Linked DNA regions of Homo sapiens: region 2 is linked to region 1. Evidence: read pairs that join two places in POLR2A ChIA-PET (ENCODE). Cell type or tissue: PC-9. All regions are shown on one strand. Each heading gives the region's core, and the rest is flanking DNA. Links, peaks and the distances in the headings are about the cores only.

Region 1 (5,940 bases), core at 677-5,676:
GCATCAGCAGCTGTATAAGCTCCAGAGTGGGTGTCCCGGCAAGAGAGCCAGACAGGTGATTTGTTAAATTATTACCTGTGTGTAGCTTCTTGCCCCTGGTGCCAGGCAGCATGGAGCTCGGCAGGATTAAAAGGAGGTTGATTACACAGCCAGCAAAGGTAGGAGGTGAGACTGCCAGCTGCTACTGTGCTTAACTCTTGAGACACCCACAGAAAATGGTCCCTGCAGCTGTGTCTCTGTGGGACTTAAGAACATATAGGGAATGAGAGATCCAAACACAATGCATTGACAATGATAGGATTTCCTAGGAAGCCTTATTAATGGGCAGGGCACCAAGAGTGCCACGGAAGGGGCTAGGCTTTCAGCAAAATGTGCAGGAACTATGTTTCAGGAGTGGGGGAGAATCTGGCAAATGTTAAATATATATTGAGGATCATCTGTCCTCTGCTACTACAGGCAGAGAAGGGAGAAAATGGGCTCTTAACTCTTATTGGGGCAACCAATGAAAATGGATCAGCAACTCTTTTCATTCATTATAATTATTCAGTGTCTCCTATATGTAAGAACAAGAGGACCCCTCCCCTCTCCTTCAAGCTTGGAAAGTGGGCTGGGATAAGTAGTAGAGGCAGCTGTGGAGCATACTGTTCTCTTGCTGTGCGATCTTGGGCATAATAACAGTGCCTCCTTTACAGGATAGTTGTAAGGATTTAAACCAGGTTATGTATTGAAAGTGCTTACAACAGTACCTAGCACACAGTACATGCTCTATGTTAGTAACAGTAACTTGTTATTGCTACTACTGCCATCCTTATTGAGTAAGCAGGGGTCCTTGTGGAGGAAGAGGGTAGTTGGGAGCCCACTCAGGAGGTGGCCATGAGGGACAGAGGCCCCCTTCCATCCACTGTTGGAGGGGCTGGAGTTCTTGGTGCCCTTCCTGCTCGAGGTGCACATGGGGCTGAGGTTATGGAGATGAGAAGGAGGAGCCTGAAGGCTGGTCTCCTTCCCGTTGTCCAGCCCAGCAGGGGACCTATGTCAGCAGCCTCTCCTTGGGGACTGCCTGAGTGTCGTCACCCTGAGCAGCACAGGCTCCTTGATTTAATTTGTTTCCTGCCCACAAGCCACCTGAAGTTCAAAGGGTTATTATTTTTCTATTGTAATTCCTTAGCGGGACGATACATTCCTTCTGGGACCTGCAGGACTTTTTTTGGAAAGCTAAATTGGCAACACTGACTCAAGGAAAAGGCAAGTAGTTAAGAGCCGATATTCCGAAGCAAGGTATTCTAAAAAGGCTTTTCTGTCCAGTAGAGACTCCAGATCAGAGAGCAGGAAACTTTTCCTGAGCCAGAAAGTATCATTTATAGGTGTCCTTGGCGGAATCCCTCAGAACACAGTTCTCGAATCTGCCTGTAACAATGTTGCCTTTCCCGTGCTGTGTGCTGGCTTGGGAATTGTGGAATTCTGCACATGATGCATCTGGGTATTTAGTTTCTGGTGGCCGAGGAGAGATGATGAGGAAGCAAAGATAGAAGACCTAGATTTTCTTATCGATTTGCTGGTTAACCCAGGGAAAATTACTCTGTGCTTCATTGATAGAATTAGAACATCTTTCTGTCTCACGAGAGTGTTAATGACCAGTCAGACAGTGTTGAATCTGGGAATTATTTTTCAAGGAGGGGGATATGATATGTGATCAAATTGTCTTTTATATATTTAACAGACTAATGAACTGATGCTTCGTCTGTCCATTATTATCAGGGAACGGAGGCTGCTTCCTAGGTCAGATTTCCAGATAACTGGAGATTGTCCATACACTTGTCATGGTAGAGTAAGACTCACATCCGGGGTGGAGGAGGCGCTGTACACAGTTAACTCATTTAACCCCTACCACAATCCCATCATGTTAGGAATTGTCATACTACCCATTTTGCAGAGCAGGAAATTGAAGTTTAAAGAGGGGTAAATAAGTTTAAAGAGGGGTAAATAAGTTGCCCGGTTCATTCAATTATTGGATAGCCATTTATTGAATTTCAACTACGTGCTAGCACGAGGATTATTATCACCACGGTGAGTGGACCAGGCTTGGGTTGTCCGTAGGGGAGTTAGGATTCTTCCCAGGGATGTCTGGCAGGTGACTTGTCGCCACACCATGTTCTCTCTCACAGGATTTTAGTGGTGGGAGGTACAGGGCCTTCTTGAGACCCATGAGGTGGGGTGATTCCCTGTGTCCCTGGCCCCATCACCAGGTGCGATCTAGTTTTCAGCCTTAAAGCCCAGGTCAGTCTGCTGTCCTCTGTGCCTATCTCCACCAAGCCCTCCCACCTGCTACTATTTCAAATGCCAAGACTTGAAAACTTTTAAATACTTGATAAAAACCTGGCCTCCAAGTTAGGCATTTCCCTGCTTTTAAAAACAGAGGAAGCTTGAGCAAAAGCCAACATTTTTCTGGGTGACTCAGACCTGTCATTATGTGCTTCATTGATATAATTTTGAGTCTGTACTTTCAGGTTTTCATTTTCTTTCTTTGTGTCACTTGTCACCTCACCTGTGGCCACTGAGATTGTCACTAAGTGCCTCTCATTTCCTTTGGGTTGGCTGTTTTTCATCTCCTGTGAATGGGGAAACTGAGCTTCTGTTTTTTTTTTTAAATCCTATTTTTTTTCTACCCTATTTTTTTTCTAATGAAAAGCCGGAAGTTGCTTGGTGAGACCTGAGGAATGAGTCAGTGACTGTTAAAGCCACCTCTGGTGTTGGCTGGCCTCCATGGTTGGTTGTGGCATGGCCCTGTGTCCTGTGGTCATGGTCTTACTACAACTGTGGCATCTGCAGGAGGGATTGAGAGCTTGGGCGCAGGAGTCTCCTGAACGTGGGCTCAGGTCCTGGCTCCACTGCATATTAGTTTGGGAGCTGAGTCAGCTTAATGCCTCCAAGCTAAAGTTTTCTTGTCTTGGCACAGAAAGCCCTGCATAAATGATGCCCTTTATTATTAATGGTTGTAGAATTTGTGGTGCTGGTGGTGGAGGTTGAGGTTGGGGCAACATGACCAGTGAGTGTTTAGGTAACTATGTAGAGTGTAGGTTAAGAGCATGGGCTTTAGGGCCAGGATGACCTGGGGTTTAGTCCTTACTGCCTCATTCACCAGCCAGGTGACAGATAATGAAGGGATACTTACAGAGGTCAATGGCGTGGGCTATTGAGTTAATGTGGGAGTCTGTTCCTGGCTCTGCTGCTTACCCTCTGGTGACCCAAGTCTAGAAGCTGCTTTAGGTTTCTCATCTCCAAAATGAGGAAAAAAGGACCTACCTGTCAGGATTGTTGGGGGAATTAGCTTAATGCACATACCCTTAGTGTTTCAAACAGTGTCTGGCACATGTAAATGCTCAATAAACGTCAGCCGTTACTAGCTAATGATTCTCCTGGCATCCGGGAAGTGTAGATACTGCTTTTATTTTTTAAATACTGTTGTTTATGCTGTAGCCCTTTTCAGCACTTCTTCCTGGTCTTTGTTCCCTTGGCTTTTCTTGGTCTTCCAAGTATTGAAGTAGGACTAGTAGATGGTTCATTCTGGGAATAGTTACGCACGCTATTCAGAGGGAATGGATGCTTTGCTTTGTGAGTTTCCCTGGATCAAGTTTCCTCTACAGGTAGGAATTGTTTCCTTATCAGGCCCTCAACCTGGACCTCCCTGGGAGCCGCTGGCAGATTGTATGAAATAACAACAATACTCAGGGGATGAAGTATCTGTTAAAAATTACGAGTGTTGTCCTCTTTGACATCTCCACCCTTTCTTATGGAAAAGATTTTGAGTGCACTGTAGCTGAAAGATTATTCCTGCACTCTGTACGATTCCACTTTTACCCGTGCAGTTTCCCTTCTTTTCTTGGTAGGTTTACAGCATATGCACCACAAAATGAGTCATTATGACTTAAGTTTTTTTTATTTCTTTTAAGCCCAACATGTAGGTGGTAAACTAGGATCTTTCCTGGTCAATTCTAAAATGGTTGGGAAAATGAAATTTAAAAGAAAAACATGGAGAAGGAAATTAACAAGCATACATTATTCTTTTCCCCCTAAGGTTTTTGCCTTCACATGGGGTTGCTTTCATTTTCCTGACAATTAGTTGTAACTAAAATACTGTGTGTCTTTGGAATAATTTAAGAAGAAAGGTTTTGCCCCCATGAGGCATCAACCATGTGCAGGGTACTGGTGATGGACGGTTGCTGTGACTGGGGTAGTCTGGTTTGGCAAGGGCTTGTCATGTAGGGGATTGTCTCTATATTTTGAGGGGTTGGCAACTCTCTCCGCATGCTCAGGGAGAGTTGCCACCTGGCCCATCTGTAGAGTGGCCCAAATCTGGTTTTTGCCTCCTCTAGCAAGACGGGTTTGGTGTGCTAGGTGATTCTGACACACACCAGGTCCCCGCCTTCCTCCAGCAGCCTGACCCTGTCCTCAGTCCAAAGCAGCTAGAAGGCCTGCGTATCTGTTTCACCTGTTAAAGTGTTTCTGTGTGCTCATGATCTTCACTACTGGTGTGTTATTGGAAGTTAGCCACTGTGTTCAAAAGAAAGGCACAGCTTGATTAAATAGGTTAGTAAGTGCTGGTTAGGCATGTGCTTCTGTTGAGTCAGGGAAAGGCTGGTGGTGATAAGGAGAGGAGGCTTTGAGATTTCTGTAACCTTTCTGTCCTCTAGATTTCTGAGGTTGACACTTGGTAAAGGGAGAGAGAATGCTGTATACCATCATATTCTCTGTGCAGGACCCAACCAGGTTGACCAAATGTCCTAGGTCACACCTGCTATCTCAGCATGATTATTAACAGTGCCCCCTTTCTCGAAACCGTCTGTTTGGATCTGGCCACCCCATGTATGTGTCACACAGGTCTCTTTGAAACTTTTGTCAATAGGAATGAACCTCATTTTCCAGTGGCCTTTTCCCCCTTAGTAGATCATGATAAGAGTGAGATCACCTTCTTTTCCACCCAAATTAGCAAGAAAGAACAGTTCTGTGAATAGTTGTTACAATTCTCACCATTAATAACTTCAAAAAGCTAGAGATCTGCAGAGCAGAGGGCACCTCACATCACCATTGTGGAGAGGGTGAGGTGCAGTGTGATATAATTGGTATTTATCTCTGTGGCCTGCTTGCCGCACTGGATTAAAACAAACCAAGAATTTCAAGGCTAATTGGCTAAAATTATATGTGTAATTAGAGAGAGTAGAAAAGCTAAAGGAAATGAACTTACCCAGTGTCACCTGGTCAAGCAGGTAATGGTGAACAAGGAGTGTGTGCCCAGGTGTGTCTGGCTGTCTCCACTGCCCCTTACTGTCCACCATATTGGCCTAATGTTTTCCACTCATGACACTGAGGATGGTGTCATTCTCAGCATGCAGGGGATGAGCTGATTCAGAGCATGGTCATTGTTCCCACTGCTGTCTTCCCACAGCTAGGAAGTGGCAGAGGTTAGGTTTAAGCTCAGGCCTTTATACCATTATTACTTTGGGGAGGGCTAAATGGTGGATGTTTTCGACCTGATGAGAATAGTAGGAAGGGGCAATTGGTGTGAGGAAATATTGGCCCAGGGTGAACCTTTTCAAGTTTATTGGTGTGAGTTAAGTCATTTCCCTAGAATGTTGGCCAAGCCTCAGGAACATAGCACGTGGGGATGTTATTCATGTTCAATAAATGTCAAGTAGCATCCACAGATTTGTGGGTTTGTAAATCCAAATGGAGTGCTATTATTCAGGTTTCTTGCATGCTCAGGATTGCTAGCATTTGTTTTTGAACAGTTCTAATAAAATAGCTCATTACTATCAAGTATGGATTAAATACCTGGCTGAGAAAAGTAAGGTGATTTATATATCTTCTAATTAGTGCAATTGAGAGTGACTATGGCAATGATTAAAAATTATTTTGTGGTGATAATAAGTTGCGGTGGAGGGTAGG
Region 2 (5,940 bases), core at 439-5,438, 69 kb after region 1:
CGTTTTTTAATATACCCTTTGGCTATTTGTGTGTCTTCTTTTGAGAAATGTCTATTCAGATCTCCTGCCCACTTTTTAATGGTATTATTTGTGGGTTTTTTTTTTTTCTGTTGAGTTGAGTTCCTTGTATACATTTACCTTTTTAAACCAATAATCTCATTAGAAAGCTTTTTTTTTGTTTTAAAAAAATATGTATTTAAGTTGTATAATATGATGTTTCAGTATATTTTTGCATAGTGAAATAGTTACTATAGTTATTCTTCTTCTGTGTAATGCTATTTGATTTGTTTTTGAAAATTATCTCCCGAGATTTTTTTTTTCTGACCTGCTTTCGGAATGCTATCCTTGGGTAGTGACTTGATTTTTCTCTTAAATTCCATCTTGTTTGTAGGCAGACAGCCAAGTGGACCTGGTCCGGCAGCATTTCTATGAAGTATCCCTGGAATATGTCTTCAAGGTGCAGGAAGTCCAAGAGAGAAAGATGTTTGAGTTTGTGGAGCCTGTAAGTAGATATTCAGGGTTTAATGATGTACCCATATATTCATCCCTCATTCTAACTAGTAGTAGATTACAAAATGCTCTAAGTTGTTGATGAAGAGGTTGAGCAGCCCTGACACTGTCCCTTCTGTAAGTATCAGTGCTTTGCGAGCCTGGCTGCCTTGGATTCTTCCCAGCAGCCATTCCTGTACAACACATAGCAATGGAGATAGAGCGTCCAGCAGTCATTCCTTCCTCTGGCTACCCAATGATGTGCCATATGATTTTCAGGTGGACAGAGTGGAAATGGGAGTCCAGAGGGGAGGGGTTCTCTATCTTGCCATGAAATAGTGATTATACCTTAACTTCCCTCCTCTCTCCTACCCTTCTTCTCTTCCTCAAATAATTCAGATGTAGTAGTCACCCAAAGACATAGTACATTTCTCTTTTTACCCTGTGGTTCAAAGCCCCTTCTCACCCCATTCAGGTATTAAAAGATGCTATATAAAGTTTCTCACATGGATTTCCCACATGGATTTGTTATAAACAGAACAGCATAGAGACTCTGCTGAGTGGACCATGATGGAATTTGGACTTGGACACTGTCCCAGTGAACATGAAGATTGCATTGTGGGAAAAAGCCTGACTTTAGTTTAGGCCACACCAGCATGGTTGTGGTTTCATTTGGACATGGTGCCACTCCACTTTGCTGGGTGTGGCACTGGTGTGGAGAATCCACAGCAGGAAGACTTCATGGAAACACCAAAATAGTATATGGACCTCAATTTAAAACTCTCGCAGACCATGGATTTTCCAGCCAAAATGCAGCCTCTGATTTAGACTCAAGCATGGCATCTCTGTACAAATAAGATTCTCTACCTAGATTTAAGAAAGGATAATTTTCTTTTTTCTTTTTTTTTTCTTTGAGACAGCTTCTCGCTCTGTCACCCAGGCTGGAGTGCAATGGTGCAATCTCAGCTCACTGCAGCCTCTGCCTTCTGGGTTCAAGCGATTCTCCTGCCTCAGCCTCCTCAGTAGCTGGGACTACAGGTGCACGCCACCACGCCTGGCTAATTTTTGTATTTTTTAGTAGAGACGGGGTTTCACCATGTTGGCCAGGATGGTCTCGATCTCCTGACCCCGTGATCCGCCCGCCTCGGCCTCCCAAAGTGCTGGGATTACAGGCATGAGCCAGCACGCCCGACCAAGAAAGGAGACTTTTCTTAAGCAAATAAGAATAAAACTGTAAGAAACTGAAAGGAGTGGCCACTCTTTCTAGTAAAGAGCATTGTGTACCCCATGTCTAATTTATAAACTTTTGGGGTGGATTTTTTTAGGCATGTAGACTTGCTGGTAGTTTCATCAAGACTCCAATTGGTGGCCAGGCACAGTGGCTCATGCCTGTAATCCTAGCACTTTGAGAGGCTGAGGCAGGAAGATCACTTGAGACCAAGAGTTTGAGATCAGCCTGGGCAACTGGGCAACATAGTGAGACTCCATCTCTTAAAAACAAAAAAAGATTACAATCGGCTTTGGAACCTTATGTCTACATCTTTTACTATGCTAGAACTATAATTTCTGGATACCACTCCCAGCTACCTCATTTGGCAGATTCCTTAAAGTCGTCAATTACTTCAGTCTCCATATATGAATATTAAAACCTTAGACCTAACTTCCAGCAGTGTGGTTTCAGTCAAGGTCCCAAGTCAAAAATCCCCATCTTTCCACAGGGTCTGTTAGGTGTGAGCAGCTATCTGTCAGATAAAGCAGCCTTATTGATTTTCCTGCTTAAAGCACAAACTGGCCTTTCAAGCAAAGGTTTACTGAAGACTTGCTTCCTGTGGTCAGGGCAGGAATGCAAATGCTGTCACATAGAATTTGCCTTTAGCATTATTTTTATTTGCTTTTGCCAGACTTTCTAGAGAAAAAGAACAGTGCATTTCTAATAATCTTTATATATACTTCGATTAATATTATTCCAAATTTGCTTGCTTTTGATGAGTTTTTTTTGTAATTGGCCCATCCAACTTTTTTGAGGTGAGTGTTTTGTTATCCACTTTGATCTCTCAGTAGGCGTACCTAGTGAGTCAGGTATTTTATCTGTTGGCTTTTGCTGAATGGTATCCACAAAACCTCATACAACAATAGATGTTTACTTCTCACACATCTGTGAGGTTCAGCCAGCTTAGGCTTGGCTCAGCTGGATAGCTTTGCTGATCTAAATGGGTTTTCCTCCTCCTTCTTCTCCTTCTTTTGTCTCTCCTCCCCCTCTTCCTTCCTTCTTTCTTGAGAAAAGAAATCTCTAAAGATTTACCATTCCATTTCCTGGCATCCTGTTGTAGTGTGTCCATGTCTTAGGGAGTTTTCACTTTAAGAAGCAGTAGCATCATGGTTAAGGATTCTAGAGCTAGACTCCCTGAATTTAAATCCCAGCCTAGCCATTTACTAGCTGTGTGTTCTTGGGCAAGTTATTTCTCTGAGCCTTACTTTCCCCATCTGCAGAATGGGGATAGTAATATCACCTACTTTATAAAGTTGTATGAGGATTGACTGAGTGTTTATCCATGTGAGGTGCTTAGAACAGAACCTGATTAGAACCAAATAAAAACTTAGCAATTATTATTTTTTATTTATGAGCAAACGAGTGAAGTACCAATATTAACAGGGCCTACCTGTTTTAATATAAACAGTTTTGGTAGCTTTAAAAGTATGTATTTATTGAATACCGTAGAAAATGCTGAAAACCCAGGTGCTGTGGCTGAGGCATTCACAGCCTCACTGGGGTAAGCAAGATGTGTGTAGTAGAGAGCTAGTCAAGATAGCAAGCAGTTCAGTGACAGCTTGGACAGGATGGATGCTATAGATGTGCCAGAGGGATTTAAAAGTATAACCATCGTAGTGTGCAGATGTTTTTCAGTTCATACAGTGAGAAACCTGGAGAGCTAATGAAAAGAAATTTTCAGTCTCATGTTAGGACAAAGATAGTAATAGGGATTTGCCCAAAGTTAAACTAAATGCTGAGAGGCTGGATATAGGATTCAGATGTTTGGCCTTTGCTTTTCTACAGAAGTTATTGTCTCTGCACATCAGCTTCTAGGCAGGTCAGTGGCTTCAGGAGCTGGGGATGGGGAGAAGGTATTCATACAGTGAAAAAGCTACTGATGAGATCAGTGATTCTCAGTGTTAGACATGCACATTCTCAGGCTTCACTCCAGACCTGAAATTTAAGGGAGGGGCCCAGTAGCCTGTAGTTTAGTAAACCTTCCCCGTGATTCAGCTGCACATTTCAGTTTGAGCCACTGGCCTAGATTATACAAAGGAAGAACATGAAATAACAATTGATGATATTATCTGAAACTGTCGTGTACCGTGCTAAGCGCTTTACCTACAGTATGTCAGTCAAACCTTATAACATCTCTGAGGGTAAGTACTGTTTTTATCCCAATTTTCAGATGAAGAAATTGAAACAAATAAGTTTCTTTACCTGTCCAACATCATATCTAGTAAATAGCAGAGCTGGAAGGGTCTGACTTTTCATCTCCATGAAATAGCATTTGATTGCTTACAGGTGGGAAAGAAACCAGCAAGAAGTCTATTGAACTAAATTGCTGGAGTGGGTATTCATATTTGAGTTGGTTACAGTCAAGGGAATCTTCCAGTCATGTAAGGGACCTCTATGCAAATCGACCGTGTTCATTTGTTTCTTGAAAGTAACTTCAAGTACCAGGATATTATTGACCTTCAGAAAAAGAAACAGTTGTAGTATTCCCAAGGAAGAAAAATCAGACTTCTGGGATCTAAATCAGATCTTTTGGGATATATATGTGTGTATATATATATACACACACACATACACACACACACACACATATATACACACACATACATATACATATATACGTATGTGCATATATATATGTATATGTATGTATATATTTGCACTGGAAGCTTTAATTTTCTTGTCACAGTACTAAATGTTCTTGAGATTTGGATTGCAGATAATGACATATTGACTCCATGAAGGTGAAGCCACATTCCCTCTGTTGCCTGAGTTTTCGTAATTGAAGGTTGGCTAGTGCCCCAGAGAACTCATTCTCCATGTTCATTAGGCCTGCATCCTCCGAGTTTTCCATCCTGAATATTTCTTGGTGCAGTGTCTCTTCCTCTCCTTTCCCTCTGCTTCTGTCCCATTGCAGGCCTTCATTCTTTTCTCTGGACTTTGCATTCTGCCTTGGGCCTCCCCGTTCTCCAGTCTGGCCTGGACCAGAATGCACCTTCTAACACGTCAGTCTGATTCTCTCTCTCTCTCTTTTGCCAAGAAGCTCCTGACAGCACTCCTGTGCTAAGCCCATTACATGGATGATCTGAATTAATCTTCACTGCAACTCTGTGCAATAGTAAAAACCACTGTTATCCTCTTGTCAAAGATGAGTTAAAGGGAGTTATGTGGCTTAGCCCCCTCAGCTTTTCATCACTCTACTAGCTGCCCTTCTCTTTGTTGCCTGTGCGGATGATTCTTGGTAGCTGTATTAGTTTGCTAGGGCTGCTGTAACAAAGTACCACAAATTGGGTGTCTTAGAACAACAGAAATCTGTTGTCTCACAGTTCTAAAGCCTAGAAGTCTGAAGTCAAGGTTTTGGCACCAAGATCCCTCTGAAACCTGCAGTGAAAGGTGACTTCCTTTCCTCCTAGCTTCCCGTGGCTTGTGATCATGTTTGGCATTTCTTGGCTTATAGATGCCTCCCTCCAGTCCTTCATCCTCACATGGCCATGCTTGTCTGTGTGTCCACATTTTCACCTTTCTAAGGACACCAGCTATGGCATCTTTGTAAAAGTACTAGGGCCCACCCTAATGTCCTCATTTAACTTGATTACCCATGTAAAGACCCTATTTCCAAGTGAAATCACCTTCAGAGGTATTAGGACTTCAACATATCTTTTTTTGGGGGACACAATTTAACCCAGTAAAGTAGGTCTGTTCTATGAATGGTGACAATCCAGAGTGATGCAGCCAGCATTAACTTGGGCAATTAGATTTTTGCTTTTTAAAATGAAAAAAATAAATTATGTTGTCAGCTAGGAAGTAGGAATAGGTTTTGCTTATGGTTATTCTTTTAGGATAACAAGGATAGAGAAGGAGGCACAGGGAGGCGGGAAAGATCTTTCCTATGTCAGGCTGTGATGTTGTGGTTGCCCCGTGGACAGCTGACCCCTCTTATTTGATAACCAGGTGGGACTGCAGCAAGCTCTTCCTCCTAGTGTTTGGGTAGAAGCATTTCTTTGAAGCAGACAGCTCCCCCATCTCTGGAGTCCCGTGGGCTTCATCCTGCCCCCTGAGGAGTGGACTTTCATTTCCCACTTTGTAATACTTCAAAGGTTCATATAGTGTTGGGGGTGGGGGAGAGAAAAGGTGCTGGGAGGAGAGAAGCAAGGGGGAAGTGGGCCAAAAATAGCAATATGTTA

The links. Peaks named below come from ENCODE experiments on the same cell type or tissue, not always from the same donor. Only the 100,000 strongest peaks of a DNase experiment are listed, where the experiment ranks them.
Region 2: POLR2A ChIA-PET joins it to region 1 with 5 read pairs; 2 of 35 experiments call an interaction of 5 or more read pairs at or near these places.

What each region holds. Positions count from the first base shown.
Region 1 is chr5:142,824,472-142,830,411 of GRCh38, forward strand. All of the region lies in intron 1 of ARHGAP26 (Rho GTPase activating protein 26), which reads left to right. Among named protein-coding and RNA genes, the nearest start is that of ARHGAP26-AS1, 41 kb to the right of the region's middle. In PC-9, for the core only: no CTCF peak of the experiment used is centred there; DNase peaks (open chromatin) are centred at 1,050, 2,450 and 2,800; H3K4me3 peaks cover 1,736 bases; H3K27ac peaks cover 4,212 bases.
Region 2 is chr5:142,893,847-142,899,786 of GRCh38, forward strand. It overlaps ARHGAP26 (Rho GTPase activating protein 26), which reads left to right. Exons shown (of 23, transcript NM_001135608.3): 6 at 392-502. Among named protein-coding and RNA genes, the nearest start is that of ARHGAP26-AS1, 28 kb to the left of the region's middle. RefSeq lists an enhancer at 2,015-2,921. In PC-9, for the core only: no CTCF peak of the experiment used is centred there; DNase peaks (open chromatin) are centred at 2,315 and 2,595; H3K27ac peaks cover 1,079 bases.